Regions from separate parts of the Mus musculus genome. Here region 1 is linked to region 2. A link is a contact called in ENCODE Hi-C or POLR2A ChIA-PET data. All regions are on one chromosome and are shown on one strand. The core of a region is the stretch at or near the end of the contact, and the rest is flanking DNA. Distances in the headings are between cores, read along the strand shown. Region 1 has its middle 21 kb from the start of Gm35359. Region 2 holds the start of Setmar (SET domain without mariner transposase fusion).

Evidence for each region. A loop is a pair of places that touch in the nucleus more often than their neighbours do. ChIA-PET counts read pairs that join two places held with the same protein, here RNA polymerase II (POLR2A).
Region 1: POLR2A ChIA-PET joins it to region 2 with 12 read pairs in embryonic stem cell. The contact joins the enhancer-like site here to the promoter of Setmar in region 2. A Hi-C loop is called at or near these places in 1 of 37 maps with a recorded cell type or tissue (v-Abl transformed pro-B cells). POLR2A ChIA-PET finds 5 or more read pairs at or near these places in 3 of 5 experiments (Patski and embryonic stem cell).

The regions. Positions count from the first base shown.
Region 1 is chr6:108,707,744-108,713,470 of GRCm38, forward strand. No RefSeq gene overlaps it. Among named protein-coding and RNA genes, the nearest start is that of Gm35359, 21 kb to the right of the region's middle. Within about 2 kb of position 1,813, at least 1 of the 3 ENCODE cell types and tissues checked has a DNase peak (open chromatin) inside an H3K27ac peak, as active enhancers do.
Region 2 is chr6:108,063,233-108,068,611 of GRCm38, forward strand. It overlaps Setmar (SET domain without mariner transposase fusion), which reads left to right and starts at 1,813. Exons shown (of 2, transcript NM_178391.4): 1 at 1,813-2,007. The coding sequence starts at 1,849.

The DNA of each region.
Region 1 (5,727 bases), core at 563-3,062, 640 kb after region 2:
CACACAGAAATTGGGACCAAGAGGAGCGATTCTGACTACTTCTCAAGGGTACAGCAAAGAAGTTAGATTCTAGGCAGGAAAGCGCTCTCTAAATTCCGAAGTCTCCACAAGGATGTACAACACTGTAGGTACTACTTACTAGCTTAGCCTTTTACAGATAGAGGAAAATAATGAATACAACCATTTAAATACATAGCATGCTTTGGCCAGTGAGGTGGCTCAGCAGGTAACCTGAATTTGATCCCTAGAACCCACTCTGGAAGGAGAGAGTTGGCCCCCCCCCCTGCCCCCCCGCAAGCTGTCCTCAGACCTCCATGGGTGTACATACAAGAATACCTACACACACAGACACAGACACACAGACACACACACAGACACACACACAGAGAGACATGCATGCATGCACAAAATCAATAAATGAAATACGAAATAAAAATATATATAGTACATTTTTGGTGGAAATGTAGTCTCCCCTCCCCCAGCCTGAAACCTGCTTGCTCGGGGTGGAGCTTCCTGCTCATTCGTTCTGCCACGCCCACTGCTGGAACCTGAGGAGCCACACACGTGCACCTTTCTACTGGACCCGAGATTATTCGGCGGGAATCGGGTCCCCTCCCCCTTCCTTCATAACTAGTGTCCCAACAATAAAATTTGAGCTTTGATCAGAATGAAATTGTCTTAGCTCCGTTTCTTTTTTCGCCCCGTCTAGATTCCTCTCTTACAGCTCGAGTGGCCTTCTCAGTCGAACCGTTCACGTTGCGAGCTGCTGGCGGCCGCAACAGAAATGGCTCAAACGAAAGGACTTGTCTAGGTAGGCAATGCACTCTATTTTTCACAAAGCCAACGCCAGTGTACTAAATACTCATTTTTTTTTTTTCCTTCGAGACAGGGTTTCTCTGCGTAGCCCTAGCTGTCCTGGAACTCATTTTGTAGACCAGGCTGGCCTCGAACTCAGAAATCTGCCTGCCTCTGCCTCCCTAGTGCTGGGATTAAAGGTGTGCACCACCATGCCCAGCATTTCTGTATTTCAAAATATGTTTTAGTAAGGGTTATTTTGCTTCTCTAACCCTGAGGTGGTTCACAGACTCCTGATCCAGGCACAAGGTTTCCTCGTGATTGGGGGTTAATAATCTCAAATTTACCAACCCATAATTAGAGATTCGGTGCTTAGTCTTAGGGCAGTCACAGTGGAGCATCAGAGGAAAAAAATCACACATGCTGCATGCCGTATTAGCTGCTGTTCTGGCAGGTGCTCGGTAATGGCTAGAGAGCGGGAGTTGACTTGACTTCCTAGGAGATCGCCCACGAACTGGATAGTTCCTCGGAAAAGGTGACAGCAGCACTTGAGTCATGGCGAAGACGAAAGGAGGTCTTTTACCCGTGTAACTTTGCAAGTTACACCCTGACCGCTTAACAAATGTTTACTTAAGCGAATTAATACTAACACTGCCTTCGATAAGAGCTGATGAGGTCGGGAAATCTTAGAGAGTCCTAAGAAAATTGGGGAAAGAAGCCGACAAGAGGAGAAGCAGGAAGAAGAGGAGAGGGAAGAGGGGGAGGAGGAAGAAACTTTTGCTAGCTAGCCACGTGCTTTCAAAGCTTTTCTCTGGACTAAGACGCCTCCAGCTTTGAAATCGCATCACAGAAATTGGTTCCCTCATCCCTCCCACCCATCCCTGGGGCCAAATTCAGGGACCCGTGGCTGCTGTTTTCCTTGACCCAGCACCCCACACAGTCAGTGTTTTCCTGAGTCGGCCATGCCCCGGTCATTTCTTGTGGGCGAATTGGCCTCTCCGGGGCTGTCAGGATGCTGTTCGTCTCCATGACAACAGCGTGTGCGAATGAGGAGATGCAGCATACTGAGTGGTGTCATCCTAAGAAACCAACCCCCACCACTCCCACACTTCTGGGGCCCGGACCGCAGGAAGTGGAATTCTTCTGGGAAAGAGGCTGACGTCGCTGGTGGCCAGGCCCCTGCCCCAGCCCCAGCAGGCGCTGATGCAAGCGCAGCCCGCCAGTGGCAGGCAATCCCCAAGGACCTGGCGCAGCTCTGTGTCTTGTTCCTTTCCGGCCACCCCGCCCAGTTTTCTCTTTGGAGTAAATAGCTTCTGGGTGGTTTCTCACCCAAAGACGCAGTGCAGGTGGGGACAATGTGTCTTTCCTCAAACCAAGTCTCTGTGGCTCTTCCCAGATTGGGATAGGAGGAATCTGAATACCCAGACTGGCCATTTTTGGGTCAATATGGAAGGCGTCCAGAGCTCCTTCTCTCACTTGGACCGCCCAGGTGGCCTGGGATACCAATGTCAGCTGGTGCCAAGGAAACCGCCCGGATCACGAGGGATCCTTGTGGACCGATCAGGAGTCTGTGAACCGCCTCGGGGTTAGAAGTGGTCCAGCCATGGCCGGTCTCCATCGCCCTCTTCTGGGCAAAAAGGAGAATCGTTCTAAAATTCTGTCTGGGACCTCCCAGACCTTTAGAGAGGGCTAGGAGAGTTGGCAGGGCTGGGGTGCGACAGATGTCTCCACAGTAAAACAGATCAGGAAATGGAGGCCCAGAGAGGACAGAGATATGCCCATAGTCTCTCAGCCACGCTAGGAACTAGTCAGGACCAGAATTTGCGTTTTATGTTCACCGCACAATCTGTTTTTGCTGTTTTAAGATTTTAAGACAGGGTCTCTCTTTGTATTAGGGGAGAGAGGGAGAGAGGGAGGGTAAAGGGAGGGAGTAGAGAGAGACAGACAGAGACAGAGAGAAGAGACACAGAGACTAAGATATAGAGGGAGAACTGATCTAAAGGTCAGAAAACAGTTTGTTAGATTCAGGTCTCTCTTTCCACCGTGTTCGTCTTAGGAATTAACTCAGGTCAACAGGCAAGGTGTCAAGACTTTACCTGTAAAGCCATCTCCCATCCTGCATCCTAGAATTATAGCCATGGATTCCGCAACACCTAGATTACTACTTTTAAATGAATTGTGCTGGGGTGTGTGTGTGTGTGTGTGTGTGTGTGTGTGTGTGTGTGTGTGTGTGAGAGAGAGAGAGAGAGAGAGAGAGAGAGAGAGAGAGAGAGAGTTTCTATGAAGTTTGTGCATGTAGGATGTAGGTGGCTGTGCAGGCCAGAAGGGGGCGTCAGATACCCTGGACCTCTACAGGAGCCATAAAAGTGCTCTTAACCAATGAGTCATTTCTCCAACCCCAAATTAGAGATACTTTTAAAACTTTCACAGTTTTAATTTCTACTACCGCTAAGATGTAACCCACTCAATGAAGCTTATCTGGGCACTCAAGTATTTAGAGTGGAAATGAGTTTTAATCCTGAAGCCTGCGGTGTAGGGTGGCTCCCTCTCTGTCAGTAATACTGTCCTCTTTTAATCACAATTGCTCTCATAGAGGACATTACTTGTTTTATTTTGAATGTGTTTAGTACTTTGTGAAAAAGCAGATTTGGGTTCTGTGGGCCTGAGGTGGGGCTGCAGCTCTATATTTCTAGCAAGTTTCCAAACAGCTACTGATCTGGAACCCACATTTTGAGAACTGAGCTTCTAGACTTTGGTCTACATGCTAAAATTAATGCCTATGTCTGTTCTGTGTTAGCAATGAGAAGGTTTCCACAATTAAGCTGAGAGTGGAGGGGGTGGGGAGAGAGAGAGAGATATGCTGGAAAGAAAAATGGTATAAAGGCTATGAAGAAGTAGGAGCCAAATGCTGAAAGTTACTGACAGGAGACATTAAACTTACCTCAGTTACAGATCTATAAAAAACTAGGGTCTTTCCCAGGTCTCAAAGCACATACTGAGTAGTTGAATGGTGAGAATTTCACATGTCCAATGCAAAAAGAAAAAAAAAAGCCTAAAAAAGACAACACAATTTGCACAGAGGCTGGGAGTGTGGCTCAGGTCCTGAACACCTGCTTGGGATGCATAAGGTCCTGGGTTCGCTCCCCCAACGCTTTAAAAACAACCCAAAACTTCCTAGGGGGTGGTTTGTGGGGGATTTCTCAATATGCCATGTAACTTTTTGGTTTTCAGTGAGGTGGAAAATATCTTAAAACCAAACTGTCACTGCTTCTGCTATCTAAATTGGGGTGTTAATAAAATTTACATCAGCGGAAAAATGAAGCTCTACCCTGGGTCTTTCTGCTTACAGAATGGAAGAAAGAAGACCAGATGGTTTGGCTTCCAAGGAAGGAGCCATAAACCCAGATGTGTCCAGACATCGAGGTGGCTTGTGCCAACCAGAGAGGCTGGCGGTTCTGTCGAAAAGATCCTCATTTTCTGTCACAGGGACAGCCACCACTCAACTTTCCCCTGTGGCTACCATGTTTGACTGAGGATCTCGTGTTATTGAGTCTTTCAGTATTGGTGTGTGTGTGTGTGTGTGTGTGTGTGTGTGTGTGTGTGTGTGTGTGTGTAAACCAGAGGGTAACATTGGGTATCATTCTTCAGGTATGGTCTACCTTGTTTATTTGATCAAGTCTCTCACTGAACCTGGGGCTCAAAACTAGGCTAAGCTGGCTGGCCAGCAGTCCCCTGGGATCTGTCCTGTTTCCCAGGAAGCACTGGGATGATGACCTGCACCTGGCTTTTAATGTAGGCTCTGGGGTTTGAACTCAGGTCTTTATGTATGCATGAAAGCACTTCACACAGTGAATGAGCTCTCTTCCCTGTGTCAGTGCATCTCATTTCTTGACAGGAGCCTGAAACCAAGATTATACATAAACTGTAGTAATTTATTCAATGTTTAAACTTATTTATTTAAAGCTAGAATTTCACTATGTAGCCTGGTTTGACATGAAATCACTATATAGACCAAGCTGGTCTCAAAAAAAAATCACAGAGACTGGCTTACCTCTACCGTCTCAGTGCTAGGATTAAAGGTATGTGCCAACACACCTGTGTAATGTTATTTATTTATTTGTTTGTTTGCTTGCTTATTTGAGACAGTGTTTTGTCTTGTAATGATACTGTGTTGACCAGCGTATAAACTTACAACATGACCACTCCATAGTATGGTTAAGGGGAAGGGTTTTTTTATTCTGTTTGGGTTTCTAGTTTTATGAGACAGGGTTTCTCTGTGTAGCCCTGCCTGTCCTGGAACGCACTCTGTAGACCAGGCGAGAGAGAGAGAGAGAGAGAGAGAGAGAGAGAGAGAGAACAAGAGGAAGATAAGAAGAAAGCAGGCAAGAAGGAACAGGGTCCACATAGTAGGGTTATAAGGAAAATGAGAAGGGGGGGGGAGGGAAGCCCATGAATTTGGGAAGTTTAGGGTAGCTGGGAAGTGAGAAGAGCTGTGGAGAGGCAGAATGCCACCAGAGATGTTGAAATGTGTCACAGGTACTTGGGTGCTGAGGGACCCTGGAGGACAGCGTGTGCTTTGGCATGATATTCAGTAGCCATTTGTCCCTTCTGCTCGTGATAAGGAAAATAATCCCTTTTGGTAGAGTGGAACCAGCTTCACAGGGTCCTGGGGAACTAAGTGCCAGAATTTGGGGAAATGTTTCCTTTGAACCTGGTAGCCAGAACTCACAATCCCCATGCCCCAGTGCACTGAGATTGCCGCTGCTGTGTCAGATGAGCAGATTCGGTTTTGGTGTAGAAATCAAATTTTCTCTCAGCCCCCACCTCGTGTGTGTGTGTGTGTGTGTGTGTGTGTGTGTGTGTGTGTGTGTGTTTTCGTTCAGACATTTTTTAGCCAATCACTGAGTATTCTCCAACGCAGAGAATCCCTAA
Region 2 (5,379 bases), core at 563-3,062:
GGAGACTGCCATCCTAGTCCTTTATGTCTGAAACCATATTGGCAGGGGAAGGTCATGCACCTGACCTGGCTATGCCAAAGGCTGAAGGAGGAGGATCCGTTAAACCTACACATCGAGTACAGGCCTTGGCAAAATATCAAGATCCTATCTCAAAATAATGATAACTTCTGGATCCTGGTTGTCTAGTTAATGTTTCTATTGCTGCAACAAAACCCCATGACAGACGATAAATCAAGATAGAGTCACTTGTCACCAAGCTGAAACTAACCTGTCTATGTAACCTTTTGCAGAAATAAAGAACTAAAGAGATAACAGACAAATATCCCAGGATAATAAAATTCCTCTGCCTTAATCTTAGCACACAAACATTACTCTGGTGCTAAGCAATGATTTATTTTCCTACTGTTCTGTATTCCTGCCCATGCCTTACAGGGATAGAGTAACTATGAAAGGACCATTCTTCTTTTGTTTATTGCTTCTGCTTTTCCATCTCTTCTCTTCCTATACAACCAATGCTACGCTCAGAAAATCAGAATGCTTATTCTACCTTACAGGGTGAAATGTTGTCCTTTTTCTAGAATTGAAAATAAAGCCAATTAAGACATTTAGATGCAGTGGTTCATGCAAGTAGTCCTAATAATCAAGAGGATGGAGAGTTCAAAACCACACTGGGTTTCATACTAATAACCTGTCTTGAAACAAATCTAGCTAAATACACACACACACACACACACACACACACACACACACACACACACACCTAAGTATATAGAATATATTTATTTATGCACACATACATTTGTAATTTTTTTCTCTAAAACACAAAGATGAAAAACCTAAGATCCTGCATTTTGTAAAGCTGCCCCGTTTGTATGGATCTGTAACAATTCCAGAAGCTAGAGTAATTTGGTGACTTTCATAGATAACTCAGGAACAGCCTACCTGCAAGCTACTCATCAACTACTCCCTTCTTCCTCTGAAACCTCTAAGAAGAAATGCCTGCTCTGCCGTGAAGGCCCTTTGTCTGCCTGTCTGTCTGTTTGCCTGTGTCATCAATGTATCTTCTAATGAATCTCTTATAAGGACAATCTATTTCAGTGTCCCCCTTTAGCCTCCAAACTTTTGGTCAACAAGAGTGGATGCCCTGTGGGACCCTATTATCACAGAAAGCAGTGAAGATAGAAAATTAGAAGAAGAGGAGGAGGAGGAAGAGGAGAAGGAGGGGGAGGAGGAGAAGAAGGAGGAGGAGGGGATAGAGGGAGAATAAGAAAAAGAAGCAAGACAAGCAAAATGGGGAGATTTGGCAATGTTAACATTTTCCACCAGATACAGAAACTCTGGCGTGATCAGTGAGTGACTCTACTCAAAACAGGTTTTTGTTGTTTTGTATAATGGGACAAGGTGAGCTTACAAGGAGAGGACCTTATCAAAAACAAATTCTGTGCCAGTCACCCAACTTCTCCGCGGGTTCTAGATCTTTATATTCTCTGGACTGTATTTTCTCCCTCAGCTTAGACGATACATTTCCAAACACCTACTAAACCCTCAAAGGCTGAACAAACAACCAGGCTTCACAAGGTTCCCCAGAAAAAAACGAAAACATTTCAAGTTCTCCAAATTTTGTACCTTTTGTGGTTCTGAAATTATCAGCTATGTATCTAGTTTAAAACAGTGGGATCCAGAGGAAAAGCACCCCAACGACGCTGAGGGAGGTATCTCCCTCACCTGCAGCCTGTTGGGACGGAAAACTACAACTCCCATGAGGAAGTAGGGCCGCAGAATCCACAACTCCCAGCATCCTCCCGGAGGCCCAAAATGGTCAGGCGAGTAGTCGAAGCGAGACCATAAATGTCTGCGGAAGGTGTGGAGAAGCTTTCTCTCGAGATAGCAGCATCTGAGGAGGAATCTGTAGCCCCGACAGAACAACAAGATGTAGCGTGCGGCCTGGAGAACTTGCCTGTGAGCTTGTGGCCTTTGGGGGCGGAGCCCAGGCCTAAACCTTTCCAGGTAGAGGCAGGGCTAAGTGGCTGAAAGGGCTGGGGGTGGTGCCCTTTTCTTTGGGGGCGGAGCCAGAGGGCGGCGCTAGAGGGCTGTCCCTTTCCCCCGGGGGCGGGGCCAGTGCCCTTTATATGGGGGCGGAGCTAGAAAGCAGCTCACCGATCTTAGGGGCGGTGCTAAAGGGCCTGTCTATTTCCCTTCTCTCCCCAGGCGGGGCCAGCGCTGTTCTAGACTGGGTTGGAGGGATGTCCTGTAGCCCCACAGGGGCTGACTACAAGACTCCTCTTAATTCTCACCAAGGGGAGCCTGCACCCTTCCATGTTGGGGCGGAGATAGAGGCCTGCGGACAGCCTCCATGGAAGGAACCAGAGAGCTGCTTATATCTTGAGTAGTTGAGGCCAATGCCCATGTAGAGCCAGGTCTAAAGAGCTGGGGGGAGTAGGAAGCTGGGGGGGGGGGGGGTGAGTAGGAAGGGGATTGTTTCACACTTCGCTGCAGAGCAGAATTCCAGGGCTACTCACTGCCCCCGGGGGCGCTAGAGCTCTTTCCTAGAAGCCAAGAAAGAGAGACACATAGCTCCCCCACGTGGTAGTAATTGTCAAATTGGCTGTAACAACAGGCTTCTTCCCCCCCACACACACACACACACCCCACCCCACCCCCGATATTTTTATTTTTTTTTTATTAGCACACGGGGTATCTAGTTTAACTATGGCATTTTTAAAATGTTCATTAGCAAATGTTGATTATACATAATAATGAGTTTTGTGATGACATTTTTCCACATATGCACAGAAGGTGTTTTGATGATATGCACCACCACCCTCTCTGGTCCCTCACCCTCTCCCAGTAATCCTTCACCTTCCTGGCTAGTGCCCCTTTTATCTTTCATCTCGCTGTGGTGAGTGTGTGTGTGTGTGTGTGTGTGTGTGTGTGTGTGTAGGAGACAGAGAGCCAATGAGTTTCATCAAGGTTGTTTACTGGAACTGCAGTCTTCTTGACGTCTTACTATTATTTACTCTTTGAGAATCCCATACAATATGTTTGTCATCCTTTTTCCCTCCCCCAAATCCTCACAGATCCTTGCCCACCTCGCAATCTACCCAATTTCATGTTCTTTCTCTCTCGAGGGGGAAATAAGCTGTTGGTCTGAAAGAAAAGTTCTTAAATGGACAGAATTTAATATTTTTCTTTGAACCTGTAATAAGACCTTAACAAGGATTCTTACCTTATACTGTCTGTAAAATAGCAGTTCCCTAACATGTGTGTGGCAGAGGCGTGACTTTTCAGAAAGCTTTTTCCCCCTGTCTGGCTTGTACTCAGAACTTACTGAGGGATCAGAGAAAACCATCTCCATGTCTGGTCTCGGCTATCTGACATGTAAGAAAGGCTTGGTTATGAATCTCAGCCCCTGGAGTCAAACTTAGCTGAGGTCTCCGCCATGCTGAGAGATCTTGGACACACATAAATTAACTTCTTCAGATCCTCAGAAGCCCTAGAGTTTAAGTCATAGACCCTCTTCTCAGCTGCTTGGGAATTACTGTTCCTAGTGCTCTGTAGGAACTCAATAAATGGCTGCTACCTCAAAGCCCTACTCCACCCTTCAACCCCTCAGACCATGGCCTAAGTTGCTTATGGAATAGGGAAAGACCAAAGATGCTGGCAGAGGGGTGCCCCCTCGGATGTCAGACTTAAGAGTATGACTTCAGCATCTTACCTACTCCACAGAGTTTGTTGTTTTCGAAGTGAAAATAACTTTAAAATTGTATAGCTTTCCCCCATCCAGAATAAGAACAAATTAGGGCTGCTCTTTCTTCCTTCTAGGATTTTATGAGCAGAAAATGGGATAATACATTCTATAGCAGATTTCAAAAGGTGAAGCAGGATTTCAATGTGAGAAATAGCGCCCTCTCATCTATGACTCATAGCCAGCAACACACATCTGCATTTGCATTGACAGTTTATTAATAACACAAGTAGATAATACTCCATGTACCAATGAGCTCTTAAGGCTTGGTCAAGATCAAACATTCCAGGATGTCTGCGAAGACCACCTATTTTTTTTCTTTATTCATCAAATAGTCGAGTGACTATAATATACCAGGCACTGTATTAGACGAGGCCTAGAAGATGACATCATTTGATTGAAGAAGACAGCATCCAGTTGCTTTTTTTTTAAGCTAGAAGTATCTAACATGAAAGAAAAATATTGCTCCATTCTTAAGTAACTCCAATAAATACTCATTAAGAACTAAAAGTATGCCAAGTGATGAGTTGGAATACAGAGAATAAGAAAACATGCCCCCTGCCCTCAAAGCACTAACAGTGTGATGATCCTACACTCAATTTTAGCTCGTTGTGCTACTGAATAAAAGTGTGTGTGTGTGTGTGTGTGTGTGTGTGTGTGTGTGTGTGTTTCTTTGCCATCTTCTCTAAGGCCTATCTATAAAAACAGTTGGTCTAATGCAATCTCTTAATTTAGCCTACTTTATTTTATGTGCAAAAAAATAACTAAGAATAACTTAATTAGCTAGACACTTGCCTATAATCTCAACACTAGATGTGGAAACAGGAGAATCGTGAATGTAGGAGCCAAGCTAGTCTTCATAGCAAGACCCCGTCTCCAAAGCTAGTTCCTAAGAAAGTAATTCAATGACAAAGTGCTTTATGCTCAAGTTCCTGGGTTTGCTCTCCTGCAGCATCAAGAAGTTGAAAGATTCTCTATAAGTATCTTCTTTAAACTCCTTACAGTCATTAGTGTCCATAAACTCAGGGGATTTGATGTACTAATCATAGTTTCCAAATTAAGTCCTGGTCTATTTTTTAAGAGGAGGGAGAAGGGGAGAAGAAGAGCCACGTGATTGATTCTTAGGCCAACCATTGAGGGCATACATGAAAGTCTTGAGAATAAAACTATTGGAGAAGGATATTCCTGGGGTTGTAAAATGAGATACTAAACAAAGCAGAGGTCACTCAGCCAGGCAGTTTTACTTTGGCAAAAGGGTGCACAGTGGCCCACACTAGTCGAGCAATCACTCCAAGGTGGGAGTACAAGTAGCTAAGTCTCACTCCATTGGTGACAGTTCAACCTCACAATCTGACATGATTGGCTAGTTCCTAATGGGTGCTATAGCAGGGGAAGGCTGCTATGGAGAGTTCCAAGAATCTCTACCATCTCTACCAAGGTGTGGCAAAATGGACAAATTTACAAAAGTTTTACAATAGGGAGGAGTTTATAGAATATTGGCATTTTGGGAGGCTAGCTCTCTCTGATAGGAAAAAGAAAAAAAAAACTGCTTCTCAGAAAAGATAATCCACATGCTTAAAGACAAGCCTCAAAGTTGCCCAGACTGTCTAGTGGTACCAGTGATATAGGATGTG